Linked DNA regions of Mus musculus: all the other regions are linked to region 2. Evidence: chromatin loops called from intact Hi-C (ENCODE). Cell type or tissue: heart. All regions are shown on one strand. Links, peaks and the distances in the headings refer to the core of each region. The heading gives the core; the rest is flanking DNA. Region 1 holds the start of Gm31894 (a long non-coding RNA gene). Region 2 overlaps Plxna4 (plexin A4). Region 3 has its middle 80 kb from the start of Gm31894.

Region 1 (7,970 bases), core at 1,932-6,931, 300 kb before region 2:
TCCCTATGGACCTATTGGTGCCATTTTGATTCAAACCACCACACCTTTTCTGCTTTGTACTTGTGATTCAAGATATGAGGTCTCTGCTGATATTATAGCCGCCATGTCTGCTGACTACTGTCTCCTCCAGCATGGACTCTAACTTACTGGAACTATAAGCCAAATAAACCCTCCTATAAATTGTCTTGGTCATAACATGTTTTCACAGCAACAGAAAAGTAACAATACACCACTTTTCCCATTCGATGCGATGCTGCTCCTGCTTCAAGATTCACTCTAGCCTTGAGATCTATTGCTTCACCTGCAAGTGTAGGGACTCCATCAGCCTTTGAAATTGGCTAGAGATGGAAGACCCATCACCCCCTGCCACTTTTTGGTGGTGACCTGCTTTCTGTAGACTTGTTCTGTGGTGGACTACTCTCAGCAGGCATCTCAAGACCCTTCAAGAACTTAGGGCTGTAAGACTTGTTGACAGTCTTTTGGCTGGAACATTGAAGACCACCAAGGGCACTGAACTATATCTTAGCTCCTCTCAGTTGGCATCCTGCTGCTATTGAACCTCTCAATATTTCTACTTTCCTGCCTGAATTGTTACTCTTGGGGCAAATAAAAATTCACTATTTGTTCACACTTTATTCCCTACCCATTCCATTCTTGGAGGCAGAGCAAGACATGAAGATGAGATAAAATTCAGCTGTCTCATCTTGCTTGCATTAGATGTATGAACACAGTTGTCTGTTGTGGGCTAGGAAGCCATGTGCTGATATTGTCCTCTGGACAGTGGGGCTGTAAATTTGCAATTTTGAATCCTGTTATAAAAGGGAGCATGGAGACAGGTTTGCCCTAGTTGGGATGGTGAAAGGGCTGAATCAAAGGGCAAAGTTTGGGAAAGGAAGGGTTAACATGTGAAATGTGTTGCACAGGAACACATAACAGGAAGAGTTGCAGTTGTTGGGAAAAGAAGGGTGGAGAAATGTAAACAGTTAGGTTGGAAGGCCAAGAACAGAAATGCTGGCTATTAGAAATGTGGTAACGTTGGGGGATAGATTTTTGCATCTTTGTACTTATATAAACATCACTGATTGATTGGTACTAAGGAGTAGAGAGTGGATAAGGAGGAGAGAGGGGTTAAGTTCCCAGGGTACTGGATTGGGCAGTGACATTCACTGAAGCATGCAGTCTTAAGGAAGAACACACAAGTACAGACATTTTCTAAGTCAAGATAGCCTCCAGGAGTCAAGCAGACATGGACCAGGGGATATGTTACAGTTTGAATCTGAAATGTCTGCCACAGGCTCATATTTTGAATGCCTGGTCCTCCAATCATGGTGCTGTTTTGAAGGCTGGTAGAACCTTAGGAGTTAGGGCACTGCAGGTGTAAATACATCCCTAGGGACTGTCTCTTGAAAGTTATATCTGCCTCTTCTGGGCCCAGGCACAGCCTCTCTCTCCTGCTAATGCCACCACAGAGAGAGCCCCTTAAATTTTCTCTTCCTTTCACTATTTCTGTCAGGCACTGCCACAGCCATGAGAAAAAAAAAAAAAAAAGCAAATCACTCACTCTCATCCCTGGATCTTTTTGTACCCATTTCTTCTGAGTTCAAGGTGACTACAAGCCATCTAAGGGAACCTGAAGACCAGATCTTCAGCTCTGAGCACTGTAGACTCCCTATAAAACTCTATGCTGCTGCATACTGGAAACAAGGGCTTCTCTCATCTAAATAATTGTGTTGTCATTGGCCCATTAACTCAGTGAATATTTCTTAGACACTAGTGACTGTATAGGCATTCTGTTGGTGGTACTTACAGACAACAGGTACTTCTCTTCTATGAAGAACGGAGGCAGTGAATACCCAGCAAATGTAGAGCTAATTGGTTCTGCCTCTGCCTTCACTGCTGTGTGGGACTAGTAAAGATGGTTTGTTGCCTTGTCTGCTTTTCCCTTCTGCTGGGATGGCAGCCAACCACCTAGAATCTATTTACTTGTCTTTTCAGAGCCCCCAACTACTTTTAGATGAGAATTTCAAAACCATCTTCTGCCATCTCTTTGATGACAACTCCCTCTCAAAACATATTTAACTCCGCCTTTGGACTCTGAGGCTCTGAGTTCCTGGAGACCAGGACTCAGACCTCGGACATTTTTCTGCTTAAAGCTTTGCATCTGACCTCCGAATCTCTGAATAAAGCCTTTTAAATAGCACAGGGCTTATCTGCTTTCAATAGTCAAAGTCAAAAGAGAGTAAATTAATTTTGAACTTTGATTTGTTCATCTGTCTACTTCTCTAGACTTTAAATATCTTGAGGGTGTAGCTATGTAGTCAACCATGTTTCCCATACAATCCATGGTATACATTAAACAATTACGATTAAAGTGTGTGTGTGTGTGTGTGTGTGTGTGTGTGTGTGTGTGTGTATGCATGTGTGCATTGAATAAATGAACAAGAGTCATGTTTTGATGATCAGTATATTTTTAAATTAATTTTCATCTTTTTCATTCTTGTTTTCACCATCTCCTCAATTGTAAATAAAGTTTCTATAGGAAAGAGTTTTGGTTGTTGGGTGATAAGGGGCATATTAATATGGGTGCTCAGAGTATGTGTTGACGGATGGCTTAGAACTCAGGCCTATAACTGCTATCTTTCACATGCGATTTCATTGTTAGTTGGTTTTCTGTCTGTTCCGTGGTTTGCAGGGGCAAATCCAATTCATTTCTTGACTCCTTACTAAGTCTGGGTAATATGTTCAAATGCTGGGTGGAGAGGGACCCTGGAGTCAGGACATTTAGAAAAGCTCTTTATGTGACCCTCCTAAGTGCTTTCTCTCTCTCTTCACAGGTCCCAAGAATCAGGTAAGATTTTCATCCTTATTGTGTGCGGAAAGAGAACTAAAGTATCAAGGTCAGCAACTCATCTGAAGTTGGAATTTGAACCAAGTTCCTTCTGCCTCCCCAGCTCCCGGTGGAAGAGAGAGTCTGCAATGTCCTTGACTGCCAGAGTCGTCCAGGACCCTGGCAACGTGCCTGGTCTCCACTGCAAAGGCTACTTTGGCTTGCAGGCTGAGAGGTGGGGTGCTCAGCATGTGGATGGCAACAAGCCCCAGGGACTCTGTGCTAGATGGGACTGTTGGCTACTGTGAGACGTGGCCGCCCAGAGACTTAGACAAGCTGGGTCTCATAGCCGTCTACCTTCCAGTGACCTTGGAGGAGGCAGAGGATATGACTATTCCCTACTATATGTCTCTAAAAAGAGATCAAGCAGGGAGGAGGCCATGCTGAGGGGACCAGTGTCCCTCACATACAATTGACAAACTAATACTGATAAGCCATGGCCCTCATCACCCTACGTCATTCTCACTCATAAAGTTGCCTTCTCCTCCTAGACCACTGCTTTGGAAACACAATAAGTGAGATTGTAAGAGGTACAGGTCAAGGGGGTCTTGACCAGGTGGTACTGAAGAGGCTGGGGTTCACAGGGTCTATTCGGGATACTGGCAGCAAAGTGAGGCCCCTCGTGGGGCCCAGGAGAGGGATGGAAGGAAGAGAACCAAGTCTTGGCAGAGATCTGTGGTCTCAACCCAGAGGGAGAGAGCATGGTGTTTGGAAGGAAAGAGCTCAGACACTGCTGCCAAGCAGATCTGAGCCAAACGCTGACTCTTCGGCTAGTGTCTGCATCGTCCTCTCTCCTTTACCCACAGGTTCTTTCTGGAAAAGACAACAGCAGCGTCCACCCTGAAGTTTATTATGCAGATTAGAGACAATAAGACCAAACAGTCTACACAGAATGAGAGGCATCTCTAGCCTCACCCAAGGTTTTCAAGGGTACGGTGGGGGAAGAGGTTGGCATTCAGCCTTCCCCGCTGGAAGCATAGAAAATTCTCCATGCGAAGCCCAGGGGGAGCTCTGGTCCAACCCTGGCTCCCCAAGTGGGAATAAATATTTATTGAGAGTCAGGCAACCTTACCAAATTTCTTCCCGACCCCTTGGCCACACTCCCTGTCTTCATAGTTGGTCGCTGCAGCGTTTAGTGGAGAGGGCCTCAGCGCTTCAGTAGATTATATGGAGGGAGCCAGCGAACCTGGGGGGACTTGAGCTGATGTGAAAGGCTGGGCTGAGAATGCTTCAGACCCTGAAATTGAGTCGCTGTTGGGATTTGCTTTTGAGCCTCTGATTTGCAGTTGGCATATTTATAGGAGACCCCGAACTATTAAAGGATGTGCTCCCGGGCTTCTTGCCAAAGCATCCCTGGCTCGGTTCCTTCCACAGCTTGCCAAGGTTTGACTGCCCTGGGTTGCAGCCTTACAGCCAAGGGACACTTGGAGGCCCCAAGATAGCCCTGGGAAAAGTGTCAAAAGCAATGGCCTTAATGTTTAGAAAGGCACCATGCTAGAGGTGTTATCAGATCTCAGGAACCCTGGGTGAGGAGTGCCGGGCCACTGGGGCCTTTTAATGATTCAACACTCTGCCATGAGTTGAGAAGTCCGAGGCCTGACTGAAATCCATTGTGTGTAGACTTTCCAAACCTGCTTCTAGCCACATAAAATGGGAATGAATGCATCTGTCTCTTAGAGTTATTTTATTTTATTTTATTTTTTGAGAGTTCTTAGAGCAGGTCTATGGCCACTGAATGGCATACATTGTGACACTCAGCCATCAAATACCAGGAATTGTTAGTCTACTCTGAAAAGAAATGAGACCTCAGGAGAGCCAACAGCACTGACTTCAGGTATGTTCTAATCTGACACCCTTCTTTCTAGCCATGGGCATCCTGCTTGAGTTGGGAAATCCTCTCAGGACGTCCTGAGTAAGTACAGTGAAAGAGTCTGGAGTTTTGGGGAACCCTATATTCTTTATGAAGCAGGACCCTCTGGATCAGGAGCTAACGGGAGAGCATATAGGCAGCCGGGGCAGACAGGGGAGTGGCAGTCACCCATCCAGGCCCAGGGCCTCAAAGCTTGGTATTGTCTTGTGTTGTTGTGTTGTCTCTGTATTCTTGTGGTTGATGAGCTACCACGGTGTCTGTGTGTTGCCTTCATTCTGCCTTGTTTTGCAGCTGTGGCCACAGGGAAGGGTGACAGGAAGGGATGTATTGATTGTGTCACTTAGGCACTGGTCTGTCCCATTTCAGGTGGAGCACCTACCCTGGAAAGCTTCCTTCTGTCTATTAGCCTGACACCCTTCCCTCATTCTTTCTCCTCCTCTACCTGCTCACCTCTTCCCCTGGACCCCTTTCTCCCCCAAATCACAGGGAGGATCTACTCTGTAGCCTGGTAATTTTGTTTTTTAACTATCTTTTTATTTTTAATTGTCATAGAGTGATTGAATATATTTTTGGAGTACAGTATGACAGTGTGTGTGTGTGTGTTGTATATCTATGTACACATCTATGCACATGCATGTAGAGGCCACATCAGAATATCTAATATCTTCCTCTTTGCCTTTTTGCCTTGAGATACAATCTCTCACCGAACTGCAAATTCATCATTTGGCCTAGCTAGCCAGCTAACTCTTGGGATCCACCTGCCTCCAACCCACAGTGTTGGGGTTACAAATGTCACAACTATGCCTAGCTTGTTACCCGGTGCTGGGGATTTAAACTCAGGCCCTCACGCTTGCAGAGCCAGCCCCCAGTGCAGACATATAGTATGTAATGATCCAGTCAGTGTAAGCTGAATGTCTATAACCTTATACATTAGCTCCTCTTTTCTATGTCAGAAACATCCAACCTCTTCTCCACTAGTCCCTTTGAGATATGTAGCTGGCTGCGGCCAACCATAGGTACCCAGCTCTGCTACAGATCACTGGGGATTATTCTTGTTCAACTGCACTCTGTAGCTGGGACTTCTTTCCCCATTTCCCACCTCCCTCAACCTTCCTTGGTTCTGGTAACCATTATTCTTTTTTAAAAATTTTTCTTATTTATTTAATTTAATTTTATTTTATTTATTTATTTAGTGTGTTGGTGTTTGTCCGCATGCTTATCTGTGTACCACATGTATGTCTGGTGCCCTTCGAAGCCAGAAGTGGGTATTAGAACTCCAAAGCTGGAATTACAGACAGTTGTGAGCTGCCATGTGGGTTCTGTGAACTGAACTCAGGTTCTACAGAAGAGCAGACAGTGCTCTTAACCACTGAGCCATCTGTCCAGCTCCCATAACCATTATTCTTTTCTCTCCTTCTGTGAGATTGGCTTTTAAACCTCTAAGCAAAAACATGCAAATGTTCACTTTACTGTGCCTAACTTTTTTTTTTAATCAAATACAATGTTCTCCAATCTCCATGTTGCCACAAATGACAAAATGTCATTCGTTTATATGGTTGAGAAATAGTCCATTATGCTTACATACTACATTTCCTTTATGTATTAACCAACTGATAAACACATAGGCTGGTTCCATATCTTGGCAATTGTGAATGGTGCTGAAACGAATCTGTGACTACACATGCCTTGTCACATGTTGATCTCCATTCCTTTGACTCTATACCCAGTAGAAAACTGTGAGATCAGATGGTCGATCTGTTTTCAGTTTACAAAGGACCCTGCATGTTATTGCCTGTGGTGACTGCTCTAAGTGACATCTTCACGGGCCATTACCAAGCTATCTTCAATGGTCTCATATCCATACTCTGCATCCTGGGTAGCTGGGAAGAACATTGGATAGTATGGGCTGTGCAGCTTGATGGCTTTCTAGTTTTTTTAATGGATTCTTTGTGAATTTTACATCACGCACCCCAGTCCCACTCATCTTCCCATCCTTTCGCCCACCACCCTTGCAACCAACGTTCTTCTAAAAGAAAACACCAGCTAGTAGTAGAAGCTTTGGTGGGTCACCCTTTTGTCTAAACAGCTTTTCTTGCAAACATTCACTGTAATGAGTCATTTGTCTGGTTCAAGGCTTCTGCTATACAACCAATTCTGGATCCTTGCTGGCACTCTTCTGATGTCTTGGGTCATGAAGGTCCTGCAGCTTTGGATCAGCAGGACCTGCCCTTCTACATGCTCCAGCAGTTCACTGATGGATTATATTTTGGGGTGGTTGACCTCAGAACCCTAGATCTGGGCATGGGTGGAAGCTGAATTGGTCAACCTGTTAGCTCTCCCTCTTTGCTCAGGTGAGGAGTGGGGCCAGCTCTCCAGCTCTCTGGCTCTCTGGGCCAGCGCACTCTCCTACTGCAGGTAGGAGGCTTGGGGGTGGGATGGCATCTTTCCTGAACCCACACTACCACCTTGCAGATGAAAATGAGGGGCTGGGCAAGGCCAGCTCTCCCCAGCTCATGGTCTTGGGGCTAGCTCACCCACCACCACCACTGGGGCCAGCTCACAGACAAACCCCACTGCCACTGGGGCCAGCTCTACTGTGCTGTTCAGGTGAGGTGCAGGGCCCACTTCCGAGTGCTGCAGCTGGCTTGATAGTTTTCTTTTTTTTTTTTTTTTTTCTTTTTTCTTTTGGTTTTTTGAGACAGGGTTTCTCTGTAGAACCCTGGCTGTCCTGGAACTCACTTTGTAGACCAGGCTGGCCTCGAACTCAGAAATCTGCCTGCCTCTGCCTCCCAAGTGCTGGCCTCTGTGCATGGGTGGCAGGCCTGCCCCACCACCCACAGTCATGACTCTTTCCATGGTCGTGCATTGTTAATAGTGAGCATAATGGCATAACAGTGATCTGTGGTGCCTGTTTAAGAGTAGCCCTGTGTCCTGCAGAAGGCCATACACGCTGCTGTGGCAGCATCTGTGTAGTTCCACTACAAGCCTCATACCGAGGTTGACAAGCACTAAGACTCTCCAACTCGCACATAATTGCCTTCGATGCTTGGGCTCTGGGAGGAGGACTCAAGTCAGTTTCTTATCTTTGTCTCTGATTGGCAGGCCTGTGTGAAGCACACTGGTAGGGGGTGGGAGGTGGATAGTTGGAGAGGGAGGCAGAAGAGGCCATGGGCCTACTCCACACGAGCCTGTCTGTCATGGGCCCCAGAAGTG
Region 2 (7,970 bases), core at 1,087-6,086:
CCCTGGTAGGCAGTTGGGCCCTTTCCCTGTCAATGTGAATTCTACTACATGGTGTGGTGTGGTGTGCCTCCCTGATCTGAAACTTAGAAAGTGAGCCTGGACCCCACACCCATGTTTATCCTATTTAAGTTGCCCCAGAATAGCACAATGAAGCTCTTTGTTTTGATTTCCTGATCCTAGCCAGGAGAAAGAGAACGCAAAAGGAACAGCAAGACTGTAAACAGCAATTAATTAGACAGGCACTGCGTGTGCATGAATCCCACGCCACATCCACTTTACCAAACACTGCCGACAAAACTGGTCCCTTTGGGTCTCCTATTAGACACATTCAAAGGGCTGAGTGATGACTTCTATGCAATCATTAGGTCTTCTTCCCCTGCATTGTCCAGATCAAGAAAAAAATTCTGGGACCTTGGCCTCTAACTACACATGTGCATGAGTGGTACACAGAGAAAATCTTCAACTATAGAACATGGAGAATCTGAAGAAATGAAAAGCAAAGTTAACATGGTTCATATAAAGCAAGGACCAGAAACAGCTCAGACTGAGATATTTAAAATACAGACTACTTTAAAATTATCTCCTTGATTCCACCTGTCCAAGACATGCCTCAGGAGAGTACATTACAGGCTTCCAGATTTGAAAGCTTGATGTTATTTACCACCTTTTGTCCCGAGTAATCTTCCCTCACAAACTCTGGTTGGCCATTCCTCGTGTTTCTCTGTCTGCATGGGAGCCTGGACAGACTGCTCCCACTCCCAGAAAGGAGTACAAATAGGCAGTTAGTTAATTCTCCACCTGCCACGAGCCAGGTACCCTGCCATGTGCTTTACACGCATCAGCTCCTTCTGGTGCCTGGCAGATGGACCATGCTCATCCGCACTATGAGAGATCAGAGTCCTGAAGATAGGACGCATTGGCAGACAGCAGTAAAGCCCATGGGCAAGCATTGTGAATCCTGGCTCTGGCACTTAGGAACTGCGTGGCCTGAGACAATCCTCCCAAAGTTTCCCAAGCGTCACTTCACTCCTATTAAAAGCAGGATAATAACAGCTCCATCATTATTGACATTGTGTCAGTATGATAATGTCCCCAAGCATGTAAAATAAATAATAAAGGGGTAACCATCATGTTTCAATAAAAACTAGTAATTGGGGCTGGGGAGATCGTTCAGTCAATAAAACATTCTCCTTGCAAACACGAAAAACTGAGTTTGATCCCCAGAATCTACTCATAAAAATAGCTGGGCAAGGTGGTACATATTTCTAATCCAGGGGTAACACGTTGGGACAGGTGGATCCAGCCTACTTGGCCACTTTCAGACCAGTGAGACCTTATTTTAAACAGCAAGACTAGTAGCTTCGGAAGACCGACACCCAAGCTTGCTCTCTGTCCATATGTATGTGCCACACAGAAATATGTCCACCACTGGCACACACAGAAACATGCCATGTGCAAAGTTACTGTAATGAAGAGGCTAATGTGCAAAGGCCACAGCAAGCATTGGCTGTGAGAGGCACTCAGCACTCTCCACAGGGATCCAGGAACTCCTGTCTATCTAGAGGCACAGGGAAATGGAAGTGGCTTGGAAAGGGTGGACCCCTGCCTGAACTGGTGCACCATTGCTTTTTGTTGTTGTTTTATCTGAAATGGCCAAATTCTAACTCAAGTTAGAAGGTGCTAGCACACAGCTGGGCACAGAGTAGAGACATGACAAGTGTGACCCGGATGAGGAAAGATGACCTAAGTTCCATTCATCCCCAACTTTACCAGTCTGCACAGACTTCTGGTCCTCCAGTCTCTGGGCCCAAAGACCTATCTTATCCGTGCTGATCACTGAAGCTTCTGAGCTGTGTCTTCATCTGTACCTTGTCATTTCCACCTTTAATCTTTCTACATATGGCCACCATCAGCCTAGAACAGAACCTCAGTGAAAACGACACTCCTCCTGGATACTCTCTCTGCTCCCTCTCAATAACAGTGGAATATTAACCATAAAGCCTTCAAGTCCAGTCTGTCCAAGCTGCAGTGAGCCTTGCATTTGTGCTCCCACCCCATACCCATCTGTCCTAGCTAGTTTTATGTCAGCTTGGCACTGAGTTTTCTGAGAGGAAGGAATCTCAACGGAAGAAATGCCTCCATGGGATCCAGCTATGTGGCATTTTCTCAATTACTGATCAATGGAAGAGGGCCCAGTTCACTGTAGACGGTGCCATCCCTGGCCTTATGGTCCTGGGTTCTATACAAAAACAGGATAAGCAAGCCACAAGGAGCAAGCCCATAAGCAGCACCCTGCCATGGTCTCTGCATCAGCTCCTGCCCTGTTTGAGTTCCTGCCATGACTTCCTTGAATGATGAACAGCAATGTGGAAGTATAAACCAAAGAAACTCTTTCCTCCCCAGTTTGTTTTGGTCATGGTGTTTTGTCACAACCATAGTAACTCCAACTAAGACACCTTCCTTTAATCAACTTTCCACTTCCCTTAACCTACCCAGTTCACCAGTGCCTCTAAAACTGACCCCAGGGCACTATTAGGGATGTTTTGTTTTTATCATCCTACCCACTCCCATCACTTCCTCCATGTGGCATCTGCCCAAACTAACTGACTCCAAAGCCACTTCTTTCCTCCTCTTCTGCTTCCTGCATGTTCTATTTCCATGCCAGTGGGTCAAAGTTCCCAGGGCAGATGATCAGAAGCCAGGCTCCAGTGCAAGTCATGGACTGACCGATCCATACCCCTACCATTCTGCCTCCTGTTAGTTTCTACAGCATGTGCTTGATTTGTTGGGTGGCCTCAGATAAACTATGGGGCTCAGAGTTCCCATCTCGGGCCACTGTGCACCTCATGAAATGCTCTTCATCACTAGGAGTAAGAGAACATGTGGATGTGAGTTGAAGCAGTATGCTTGATTAGAGTTAAGATGCAGATGAGGCCCAAAGATGTGCATGGTAATATAGCGAAACAGTGCTTCCTGCATGGTCCTCAACAGCCAGTATATGCCAGTTGCTTAACAGATGCTTACTAAATTAACTAGTAAACATGTACACTGCATTCATAATGGAAAATACCCCAAAGGGTCCCAGAGTTCTAAGACACCCTATCATGATCCCCTAAGCTAATATCTCATCATCCTAGAGGACCACTAGGTTTCCTAACACCAACAACCTCTGGAACACAGATCTATATGGTTCTCATCTTCTTCTATTGCTTCCAGCTATCCTTGGGAAACTTCAGGAGACCAATTGTTGCTCCTCCCATAGGCACTGTTCTGCAATTTCCTTGAAAAATAAATAACCCCAGGAGCATCAGACAAGTGTGTATTAGCTCGACATCTGCTCCCACTGATGAGCTCTGCTCTGGTCCTTTCCCAACAGCCTCATCAACCTGCTGGGGCGCCAGTCTTTCTGTGGAGCATGAAGACTGCCTTGCATGGATAGATGTGTGCTCAGCTGTGTAGCAAAGAATGGTCTGTTTACCTGGGACAAAGGAGTGATGAATCTGTTAATCTCCCAGGATGGGGCAGGAGGAGAATGCAACTCCTGGGGGGGAAAAAAAAAAAGATAGGGGTCTGTCTGTCTCCTTCAACCTCTTGGTCTTAGGACTACATGATAGCTACACATTGTGGGCCACTCTGGTCCACGTGGCGCCACCTGGCTGCTGGCTGAAAAACTGAGGGTTGCTTTAAGGTGGTAACAGACTGAAAAGCCCCGAACAAGGTGAAATATAGATATAGATGTGGTGTGTGTGTGTGTGTGTGTGTGTGTGTGTGTGTGTGTGTGTATACATCAAAAAGGTGGCAAGTTATCAACCACATGTGCCACATTACTGAAAAACCTATCTCAAGTATCACTAAAAATGGAAGATTCCTCCATCATCCAACTGAATGCCAGGACAGAATCCAAGCCTTCCATGTGCTGTAGCAACTGTCCACGAACATCTTACTCATGAAGCATCTCGTGCAGCATAATGGTGGGTCCCAGTAAAGGTTCCTTACATGCTCCTTCATCCTTCCTTCCTGTCTGTGTATTTTTGACTACAGGGCTTACAGTACTAAAGATATCAGAGTGACTCCAGGCTTGAGTTGACAGTTTTGGCTCCAAACCTGTACTTGGCAATAAGGCCTCTAAAGGTATCACATGCCATTGTGAGGACATCAGTTACTGTCCAGTAACAAATTACTGGAGCCTCTTGGCACTCTGTGCCATCGCATAGACCACTACTTGTATGCTTCCTCTTTCTACTACAATCCTGTAGGTTTCCCTCTCTCCAATCTTAAAAAAAAAAAAAAAAAGCAGGCACCCTGAGAAAGAAATTCTTGGACTTGGCACCAATGAGTGCCTTGGAATTCTTGATCCCTGGAGTATGGCATGTGAATGGCTCACAGTCAGAAAAATCTGTCCCCAAAGACACTGTAGAGAAGAACCCTTCCCTGACTTCAAGTTGTGGGACTGAGAAGGGTGTCCCTGTGCCTGGATGACATCACCAGATGGAGCTGGAATGCACAGATGTAGAAAGCAGGGGGCCCCAGGTTCCAGCAGGGAGGGGATGGCTGGGATATGACAAAGACTCTTTTGACTACTTGTTATCCACCCCCACCCGCAGTTGTGGGGGGCCTAAAGACACACTCAAGTCAGATGGTAACTTCTGACCTCAGCAAGGGAGCGCCTGGAGGAGAAGGAGGAGCTAGAATTGAAGTATCTCAGGGCCTAGCAGGGAAAACAAATACTATGTGTCTATCTATGTGGGACGCTCATTCTGCCCAAAGCCTGTGAATTTAATTGCAGAGAAATGCATTTTAGAATAAGATATTGGAAAGCCATCCTGTCTGTCACTGGGCACAGTGATTACAATTATTTATGCAGCGGTACTATGGTCTGTGTGTTTCACAGCAATTACACTATTGATCTCAGGACTCTGAGGCACTGAGCAAAACCCATTGGCATTGTTGCAGTCCCTGTGGGAATTATTTCTCCCATACTTCAGATGTGAAAACTGAGGCTATCCACTGAGGAAGTCACCAGGGCCATAGGAGTCTATGGCTGAAAGAATCAGTCATCAATGAACTCATATAATATGCAAATGTTATATTAACATATTAATAGCATCATATCCATTTGGCTAGCATTTATTCTACATTGCTGGTGTTAGCTTCTAGGTGTATTAGTCAGGGTTCTCTATGAAGCAATATATATATATAATTTATTGGAATGGTTTATGGGCTGTGCTCCAAGTAGTCCAATAGTGAATGTCTATCAAAGGAAAGTACAAGAATTCAGTAGTTTTTCAGTCCACGAGGCTGGATATCTCAGCTGGTCTTCAGAATACACCATAATCCAGGAGATGTAGACTCTAATGCCAGCAAAGGAATGGAGTTCTCAGCAAGAGCAAGCAGGCAAAGGTTGCCCTTCTTCCGTGTCCTTTATATAGGCTTCCACCAGAAGGTGTCACCCAGATTAAAGGTAGATCTTCCCACCTCAAAAGATCTGGATTGCATATACCCAGAAGATGTTCCAACTTGTAATAAGAACACATGCTCCATTATGTTCATAGCAGCCTTATTTATAATAGCCAGAAGCTGGAAAGAACCCAGATGCCCCTCAACAGAGGAATGGATACAGAAAATGTGGTACATTTACACAATGGAGTACTACTCAGCTATTAAAAACAATGAGTCTATGAAACTCTTAGGCAAATGGATGGATCTGGAGGATATCATCCTGAGTAAAGTAACCCAATCACAAAAGAACACACATGATATGTACTCACTGATAAGTGGATATTAGCCCAGAAACTTAGAATAACCAAGATACAATTTGCAAAACACATGAAACTCAAGAAGAAGGAAAACCAAAGTGTGGATACTTCATTCCTTCTTAGAATGGGGAACAAAATACTCATGAAAGGACTTATAGAGACAAAGTTCAGAGCTGAGATGGAAGGAAGAACCATCCAGAGACTGCCCCACCCGGGGATCCATCCCATAAACAGCCACCAAAACCAGACACTATTGCATATGTCAGCAAGATTTTGCTGACAGGACCCTGATATAGCTGTCTCTTGTGAGGCTATTCCAGTGCCTGGCAAATACAGAAGTGGATGCTTACAGTCATCTATTGGATGGAACACAGGGCCCCCAATGAAGGAGCTTGAGAAAGTACCCAAGGAGCTAAAGGGGTCTGCAACTCTATAGGAGGAACAACAATATGAACTAACCAGTATCCCCCAACCAAAAGCTTGTGTCTCTAGTTGCATATGTAGCAGAGGATGGTCTAATAGGTCATCAATGGGAGGAAAGGTCCTTGGTCTTGCGAAGGTTATATGCCCCAGTACGGGGGAATGCCAGGGCCAGGAAGCAGGAGTGGATGGGTTGGGGAGCAGGGTGGGGGATGGGTATAGGGGACTTTTGGGATAGCATTTGAAATGTAAATGAAGAAAATATCTAATAATAATAATAATAAAAAGATCTGGGTTGCAGGTGTATCTATCTTCCCACTCCAAAAGCCTCAGATTATAAGTGGGACTTCCATTTCAAATGCTGTAACTAAGAAAAGAATCCCTTGTATGTGTGCCCAGCCACTTGGGTTTTAGTCGAGATGTAGTCAAGTGAGCAACGGAGAGTAGCAATCACACTGGGCCTTCCCAAGGTATTAAATAATGTAATGATTTAAATAAGCTATACAAATTCCAATCACCATTCTGCGTAGAACTGGCTGCATGGATTTTTGGGAAATGAGTCAGCTTTTCTGACCTTTGTTTTCCTCACCATGAAACACAAACACCAAGAGAACCGACCGCATTCGGCTGGTGTGAAGAGGTAAGGATAAGGAGATTTTAGCTCAGGACCCAGCACACTATCAGAGTTAAGCTAAAGTTGCTATCACAGGAGATTCCTTGACTCAGACTACATAGCCATAATGTCCTGCTTCCCAGCTGATCACCGTGAAGGAGCTGGGAAAGGTATGCTATACTCTATGCTGTGACATAGATATTTCTGGTAGAACCAAGACACTTGGTTATTTCTTAATCCTAATGGTTTGCAGCAGGCGGCAGCCCTGGACCCTTAGGGCATGTGTTCCATAGTGAAGAAAACACAGGTCAGAGAAGTTGTCTCAGTTCCCAAAAGCCAGGTAGCTTCAATGGGACATGTACTTTATTCACATAAATTTTAAATGGCTCATGGGAAGACATAGTTGTGCAAAGACCTCCTCCACAATGACCAGCGCCTTTGGATTCCAGCGAGTGAGGCATTCTTCTTGGGGTTAAGCATCTTTTAATGTACAAATGCTTTGCTGAAGGAGAGTTACTCTCATGAGAGGGAAGACGGTGGTGAAGAGAGAGACCCCACCCAGGAAGAAAACCTGAGTGTGGCCTAGTCCAGTTGTTGGCAACTCTGCAGCCTTGTCTCAGACTACTCTTTTCTCTAGGAATCATTGCAAAATGATAAGGTTAGATGCTTCCCGAGGTCCAAATTACAAAATTATATACAATAAATATCTATAATTATATATAGCTACATGTAATTATATCACAATAAGCATAAATCTGTCTATCTTTATCATACATAATATACACATAAACTAAATGCATGTGTGTGTGTGTGTGTGTGTGTGTGTGTGTGTGTGTGTAGCAAGGCTAGGAAAAAGGACAACAGAAGCCAAGGTAGATCAGGGTGGGGGTGTAGGAAGCTCTTTTGAAGAATTAAAAAAGTATCTCTGTTTGCACAGATTTTACAGTTTTGCCTAAAACTGTTTCAGGGACTTCTCCACCTCCCCCAAAGCAATGTGAGTTTCAAATTCAAAAACTACACATTCTTCACACACACACACACACACACACACACACACACACACACACACACATGCACACGCACACACAGACACTAACAGTCCTCAGGGTTTACACGTTTCCTGTAGTGGCCTAGGTATAAAACAGAATGGTTTATGCTCTGAGGACTGTGGGTGTGGTTGG
Region 3 (7,970 bases), core at 1,218-6,217, 380 kb before region 2:
TTAAATTCATTCTTTCAGTATCCCCTCTAATCACCTCTGGGCTCTGGGGTTCTTAAATGTAAACAAACAATCCTATTTATTTATTTATTTACTCCCAAGTATCAAAAAGCTATCCTCAAGTCATTCGGTTTTCCAGGTCCTTTCAACAGGAAGGGCTGGGACAGCTAGACTGAGGAATGAAATGTGCAGTTCAAAGTAGATGGTAGTGATCAATTGTCTGCTTTGGTTCATGAGGTGGGGCTAGCTGCCTGAGGGTTCCCCTCCTCTCCCCATGCTAAGTGGGAACGAGACCATGGGACTCAGAACCATGGGTAGACAATTCCTCTCCTCCAGGAGCTGTCAATCTTCAAAGTACATAGGTTATACTCAATGGGCTGAAAAGTCAGGACAATCCAAATAAGGGCCCTCTGTGTCGAGAGGAGTCAAGCTTAGAATGAAATTTCCAGAGAGGGGGGGACTGCAAGCTCCTTGGCGGGGACTGCAAGCTCCTTCTCCAAGGCGGGGACTGCAAGCTCCTCCTCCAAGATCATCACAGAGAGGCGGAGCCTGCAAGCTCTTCCTCCTATATCATCAAATTCATATCTATAAGAATAACCATAATCATCATCATCATAATTATAATAATAAAAATAAAAGGAAATTAGCAAGTGTTGGTCCCGACGTGAGGAAACTGGAGCCCCACATGGCTGGTGACAGTGTAAATGGTGTGACGTCATTGGGAAACACTTTGGCAGCTCCTCAGAAACACACGCGGAGATAGCACCTGCCCAGTGCTTCCATTCCTAAGTTTACAGTCAGAAAACCTGAAAGCAGAGACTCGAACGGAATTTCTCCTACACCTGTGTCTACGGCAGCATTCATTATTCACCATAGCTAGAAGCCTGGAATCATCTAGGCGCTCACTGGTGCATGAATGGAGAAGTGTGGTTTACAGTGGGATCTTAATTGGCTATGTGACTATCAGTGAAAATTTGGTACGGCAAAGTGATATGTGGTACAACATGGATGGATCTTGGAAGCATTGCACTAGGTGAAATGAGTCAGGCATGAGATGGTGAATTGACTCGGAGTTTACCCAGGTGAGGGTCCTAGGGAAGTCAAACCCACAGAGGGAGGATGCAGAGTTTGGATGATGGGGGAGCGCAGAAGAGGGAATGGGGACTGACAGTTTGCAGTGTTTAGCTGTGTTATAGATGACGGAAATCTTTGGGTATAGATAGTGATGGCGCTTGTGTACCACCAGAGTTGTACTTAGTGCTGCCATATTGCACAAGAGTGGCTTGGCTAAGGTAATTACCATTACACTGTATATAAATTGCCATAATTATATAAGAATGAGGGACTGGTGAAGTGGCTCAGCAGGTGATGCTGCCAAGCCTGACTGCCCGAGTTTGAATACCAGACCCATATGGGTCAAAAGAGAGAAATGATTTTTCTAAGTTGTTCTCTGGCCTCCACACAAGCACCAGGGTACAGTTGTGCATGGACTTGTGCATGCACAAAAGTGTGTGTATGTGTGTGTGCACACACACAAATAAGTAAATTCGATGAGTATGGGTTGGGAAGAATCCTGGTGATGTGATAGGACACGGGAGGGACAGAAGTGAAGTGGCCACCAGCACACCTAGGCTGAAAGGCACAGCCTGGCTAGAGGAGACTGTGTGTAAACGGGGGAGGGGAGGTATCACACACCACCACACAGCCATAAGGGTGTCAGCTGGCAGTGTATAGAGAAGATCAGAGGCACTCATCCCTACATGGGGTGTCTCCATCAAGTCCCCCCCCCCAGGGAACCCCGAGGAAGAGGAAGCAGAGAGGGGGTAAGAGCCAGAGGGGACAGAGGAGGCCAAGAAAACAAGCCCCTTTAAATCAACATGATCAAAGCTCATATGAACTCCCAGGGTGTGGATGGGGACCCACGGACAGGAACAACCAGACCACATAACGACTTGGCGGGGTGGGGTGGTGGTGGTGGTGGTGGTGTGTGGGGCGGGGAGGTTTAACGCCACATAAGGCAGAAGTAGCCTTGAGTGCGTGGTAACATGATCTTGACATATTGATCCCTCCTACCGTATTTTCATCTCCTCTCACCTTCTAAATTCCATCCAGAACACTAAAAGTCCCCCAGCCCTCCCTGCACCCACATTGGACCTTGGGGGAGCGACTGGTTTTGCATCTTCTTCTGTGTGTGATAGCAGGGGTAGAAACCTGCAGCTGCTCTCCTGAACACCTTGAAGTCATCGACCTGATCTGAGGGGCAGAGGGGGCTGGATAGGGGGCAGATGGTGGCTTCAGGACAGGGTTCAGGAGCGTGGGGGTGGAGTTATGCCGAAGTCTTCGCTCCTGGGTCCACACCTTGCCTCTGCCCTCTCCCCTTATTTTCTCTCTCTAGCCCACCCTGTCTTACCACCCTCCTCTCCCCGTAGCGCTCCCACACACCAGAAGCCCTGGGCCACAGCTTCTGAGGTAGGTGGCCGGCCAAATTCAAAGCCCTGAGCCTGGTTGTCTCAGCTGAGGCAGAGGAAGTCTCTACCATTTGATCTTTATGTTGCTGCTCAGGCGTCTCAGCGGTTACAAATAGCCCAGCCCTCTGCGTGCTGACGGCAGCAATGGGACATTACAGTAATGTACCCATTCAAACAGAGTGGATGCCAAGATTGCTACAGCAGCTTTTAGCCACGGAACATTTAGCCTTCAGTAATAGCATTCTGGGTCCCTCTGGAAGCTTCCTCGCAGATGCACCTGGGATATCCCCGCCCCACCACAGCTCTGGGACCGAAGAAGGGACAAAGAAGAGTTCTCATTTCTGTTGAGGAAACACATTCAAATAAGGGAGCCTCATGCAGAAAATAGGAAAGGGATCGCTGACGAATGCCATGATCATATGATAATGTACGCGCATCCTCCACACCGATCACGGGCGAGGTCTCCTTAACGGCTGTGTTGTCACTGAGACCAGGAGACAGAGCAGCTGTCGGGAGACACACATGGTAGCGCTCTGCCTTACAGCACTACACCCCCAAGCCCATGACCTTGACCTTTTAGACAAGGAAAGTCATTTCAGGGCTGGCCTCGGGAAATGCTAGACTCAGAGGAAGCTGGCCTGTCCTTGGCCTCCCAGGCTCCAATCTCAAGGCTCCTATGCTGTTCTGGGATCTCTACTCTGTGCCCTCCTGTCTTCCTGAGCACCAGTCCTCAGGAGCCCGCAGAATTTACACAGCAGGCCTTGCCTACTAATAGGAGCTCAGTAAATCGCCAAGGCTGCAATAGAATTACCAGAGGCCTTGCTCTGTGGTCACCCATGTGGAGAAATGGAGCAAGACAGTGTCCTATCTCTGTAACCCCTTTACCTCACTACTGCTCACAAAACAGGGAAGAAAACTGATAAGGGTCGGGGGCCTGAATCGGATCTCTCCACCCTGGCTTGCCAAAACTGCACCATCTGTTACCTAAGGGAATTCCCTAGGACTCAGAAGACCCATTCTACAGATGAGGAGAGCGAGGCACAGAAAGGTCCAACACGAGTAGGAAGTGACAGCCATGGAGCTGTATCCCAGCGTTCTAGTCCTTCATCCTATCTACTGTAGCTTTGATCTGTGCTCAAAGTTGCCAAGGTGAATATTTATAAACTCTCAGAACTCAAGAGGTTGTGGAGTAAGTAGGCTCCCCCTACCCCCAAATCACTACACAGCTTGCTTTGAAATCAAACTAGAAAATACCTGGGGAGCACAAAGCGGGTAAATGGGGAATGGGCAGGACCTTGAACTTTGCTCGAAGGTCCACATAGAAGAACTCAGGCAGCTTTTCTCCTCCCAGATTCCACTTTGGGTCTCACTTTTATTGGTCTTTTCTTTAGTTATGTGTTGTTGTTGTTGTTGTTGTTGTTGTTGTTGTTGTTGTTGTTGTTGTTGTTGTTGTTGTTGTTGGTGGTGGTGGTGGTGGTGGTGGTGGTGGTGGTGGTGGTGGTGGCTGCAACCCTCTTGATTTGGTGAGACTTAGCTGCTGCGTTCATGCGGTTTAGTCCGAATCCGTAATTCATCATGCGAACAGCAGAGGGCGCTCGTGTCCTTGGAGAACGAATTGGGTTTCCCACCGCCCCGTTCTCATTCATCCGCGAGGTCTTTACTTCTTTGCTACTGGTGCAGGCTAGGGTGGAGCAATGCTTAAGAGAGAGGGCTTCCGAGCCTGCCAGCTGCAGATCCTGGCACATCTGTGTGTGTGCCTTCCTCATCTGTTCTGCCTTTAAGGAAGCAGAGTGGCTTGGGGAAGAAAACGGAGAAGAGGGGGCGGGGCTTCAGAGCGTACTGACCACATCGGTGAGTCGCTCAGGATTAGCATTTCATCTGAGCACAGGTCAGACTGTTCCCAGAGGAGCAGAGAAGCATCAATTCCTAATAGGGTGGGAGTGGGGTGGAGGGGCAGGGTTTATAAACTTGGCGATCTCTCCATGTTTCTTTGGGCAGGTCACCAAGCCCTTGTGTGTCAAGTTTCTGAATATGAAGCGGAGATTATTTAAAAATTGATCATCTCTAAAGTCCCTTCCAGGGCTCAAGCCTGGGTTTGTACCTTTCTCTCAGTTCTTTCGTAGAGCATACTGGCCTCAGCCCTCTGGCATGCCAGAGCCATGTCTGGGGGACTCAGGGGACTAGGTTGACTGACAGGCAGACCGTCCCATTCCAATCCCTGCTGCTGCCTTCTTTCTGCTCCTTGAGGAGGAAGGCTACCTGGTCACCATGTCCTTGAGACAGTTAGTGTGAGCATCACCTGCAGATGCTGCGACCATCTCCTTGAACAGCCATGCTCATCAGCAACACTACACCGCAGCTCTGACCTGAGTGGGAGGAAGGTTTCCTGCACTGAAGACAAGGTGGTGTGATAGGATGGGGGAAACCAAGCTGTGGTCTTGGCTCTGCAAGGACCTCTCTGGGCACATAGGAGAAAAAATCCTTTGTGTCTTTGAGCCTCAGTATGCCCATCCACAGAATGGGTGGCTGGCATTGGTTTCTAGGCCTTTCTGCTTTAAGGACTGCAGCTCTGAATTCTTGTCAAGCATACTTCTCTATCTGACTCTGTGGAGAAGCAGGAGGAAGGGGACTATTTCTGGAAGATACCAGAGAGGGAAGAGAGAAAAGGAAGATAAGGGGAACCCTTAGAAACATGTACCTCCCTGTCTTAGTCAGGGTTTCTATTCCTGCACAAACATCATGACCAAGAAGCAAGTTGGGGAGGAAAGGATTTATTCAGCTTACACTTCCACATTGCTGTTCATCACCAAGGAAGTCAGGACTGGAACTCAAGCAGGTCAGGAAGCAGGAGCTGATGCCGAGGCCATGGAGGGATATTCCTTACTGGCTTGCTTCCCCTGGCTTGCTCAGCCTGCTCTCTTATAGAACTCAAGACTACCAGCCCAGGGATGGTCCCACCCACAAGGGGACTGCCCCACTTGATCACTAATTGAGAAAATGCCTTACAGCTGAATCTCACGAAGACATTTCCTCAAGGGAGGCTCCTTTCTCTGTGATAACTCCAGCTGTGTCAAGTTGACACACAAACCAGCCAGTACACTTCCCGACCTGCAGGGGGTCTTGGTGAGTTAGGGGCATTTTGGCAGCCCTCTGGTCCCCTGTCTGTTCATGTAGACAGACCATAGATATTTGAGACACCCAGAGACTGGGTGTCTCAATAGGGCACAAGAGGAGGCACAGCTGTATGCGTGTGTACCTGTGATGCAAGATATACTTGTAATAAAATGCAAGCACACTTTGCACAGGTGAGCATCGTCAGTAAACACCGGCCCAGCATCCTTCTCCTCCCCACTCCCTCAACAGACCCACACATAAACTCAAGCACCCCTCCAACTATCACATTGATCCCTAAGGCAAAGAACCATTTACTTGAGGAAGCATGTCTTACAAGATATTAATAAAAGATGTGCCACATTTTAACTTTAAAAAAAAAAAAAAAAAAAAAAAAAAAAAAAAAAACCTCTGGAGCACAGAGAGGAGGATGGCGGGAGACAGAAAAGTCAGGCCTAACTGAAAAGTACTTCCCACACCCAAGCCTTCTTGTAAGCACTAGACTTTAGGACACATCAACCAGATTTTCCAATTCATTGAAAGCACTTGCCAGCTGCTGCCGAGAAACTCCATTGATTGTGTACCGAGCTTGCTCTGACAGGCCCCCAGGAAGGAGGTCCCTGTGAGAGCTCACCATGAACACCAAGCTGGAGTACAGGGCAGTGGGTGAGATCTGGGGATTTTGCCTGGGAGGTGGGGGAACCCAGGCTGAGGCATTATGAGGGAGGGACGGAAGGTCATGATCATTCCCATCCTGAACGAGCATCCTTGGAACTGGATAATGCGACTTTTCTTCCACTGTATCACTCCTGGCTCAGACACACTTATATGAAGAGGCCTTGGGACCTGATATTTCTCATGGTGGCTTTTGGGAGCTAGAGCCTCCTGGACGTGCTCAACCTACTCTTGTTCTGCTAGTTTGAGGATTGGGGTATCATTCTTCAAGGCCCTTCTGTTTCCATACCACCTCTGTGGGACTGCCATTGTCCCCTGTCTTTCTTCTTCCCACTACCACAGTGCTGGGCCTCTGGAGCTACGAGCTGTGCCTCTCCTATTGTCCCCTCCTGTCCTTTCCTCTGTCCTCCTGTACCTCAGACAAAGGCTTCTAGAGTGAAGAGGAGACGCCATGTGAGCACAGTCACCTGAATAGGTGGATTTGGCAGGTGTTAGGTAGAACTCCACCAAGTCCCCGTGACCAGATCAGCTGCAGAGATCAGAAGAGAGGAGAGGATTCACAGAAGGGTTGATGCCATTTCTGGCTGGGCAGCAGAACCTGGTTGGCCTCAGGGTCAAACTCTGAGCCTTGAGACTGGTTCTCATGGTTCTTTCCTGTGACCTGGGTTCACTCATGGCCTGTGGTCAAAACTGAGAGCCATCCCTCCAATCTTTCCTAGAGACAACAGGGACCGAAGAGTTTCTGCCCTACCACTGAAGACCTTTGCCTCCAACCCCCAAACCAGACCTAAGTGTGCAGTAGCCAAGAGCCAACATCTGGAAAAACTCTTCTCCTAGCTGTCTTGGTCTTCGACTAGGAATGGGTGTCAGGGCTTCTCCAGCTCCTGCCCACAGTTCCAGGGGACTTGGGTTCGAGGTAAGCCAGGTGGAGTGGAGGCCCATGGGTCTTTGCGGAGACAGCCCACCACTGTCACCGCTCTTCCCTGATGGTTTATGAGCTCTCCTTGCCACCCAGCAACTTTCCTGCTGGGGCACCACCAGATGGGAGGCAGATGACCAATGGTACCACAGCTGCTCTATGGAAGGGACTTGGCCCAAAGCCTCCCTGAGAGTCAGAGGAGCTGAGTATACCCGTGTAATCCTTCCAGGTACCCCACAAGTGACTGATGGCAGGCTGCTGGCTCTGGCAGGCCTGAAGTGAGAGAATTGTTATTGATGTTTACACAGTACCCACGCACTCTATGAAAATGCTTTGAAATATTTTAATAAATGACTATGGAGGATAGCATCCATAAAACACCACGGATTTGGGGCCGGGGAGTTGGCTCAGTGGTAAAATGCTTGTTGTGTAAGCTGGGGACCTGAGTTTGGATTTCAAAGCCCTCCCCATTCCCCAGGTATAGAAGCTAGGCAGGGCAACATGTGTCTGCAACTCCCCCACTGGAGTGTGGGGAGCCAGCAGGAGGATCCCTGGTGTTTATCTGCGAGCCTTCCCCCCCCCCAGCCCCCCAGGTAGCCGAATCAGTGAGCTCCAGGGTCAGTGAAAGACCCTGTTTCAAAAAATAAGGTGGAGGATGATGGACAGGCATGCAGGCAGGCAGAATAGGTTTTGACCATCATGAGCAATACAGGGAAGTTACCAAAGACTGGAAGAGATAGGAGGCTTAGCCATCCAGATTTCCCAGAGCACTGCTCTGCTGTAAAGTTCCTGGTTGCAGT

Evidence for each region. Hi-C counts contacts between places; a loop is a spot of excess contacts. Peaks named below come from ENCODE experiments on the same cell type or tissue, not always from the same donor. Only the 100,000 strongest peaks of a DNase experiment are listed, where the experiment ranks them.
Region 1: a loop joins it to region 2, with 2.8 times the contacts of the local background. A loop is called at or near these places in 2 of 42 quality-filtered maps.
Region 3: a loop joins it to region 2, with 6 times the contacts of the local background. A loop is called at or near these places in 25 of 42 quality-filtered maps.

What each region holds. Positions count from the first base shown.
Region 1 is chr6:32,013,994-32,021,963 of GRCm38, forward strand. Gm31894 (a long non-coding RNA gene) reads left to right here and starts at 4,005. Exons shown (of 3, transcript XR_377515.2): 1 at 4,005-4,721. In heart, for the core only: a CTCF peak has its summit at 3,891; DNase peaks (open chromatin) are centred at 3,058, 3,628 and 4,248.
Region 2 is chr6:32,316,805-32,324,774 of GRCm38, forward strand. All of the region lies in intron 3 of Plxna4 (plexin A4), which reads right to left. Among named protein-coding and RNA genes, the nearest start is that of Plxna4os1, 190 kb to the right of the region's middle. In heart, for the core only: a CTCF peak has its summit at 3,659; no DNase peak of the experiment used is centred there.
Region 3 is chr6:31,934,295-31,942,264 of GRCm38, forward strand. No RefSeq gene overlaps it. Among named protein-coding and RNA genes, the nearest start is that of Gm31894, 80 kb to the right of the region's middle. In heart, for the core only: a CTCF peak has its summit at 4,075 (motif pointing right); a DNase peak (open chromatin) is centred at 4,197; H3K4me3 peaks cover 630 bases; H3K27ac peaks cover 342 bases; H3K27me3 peaks cover 1,717 bases.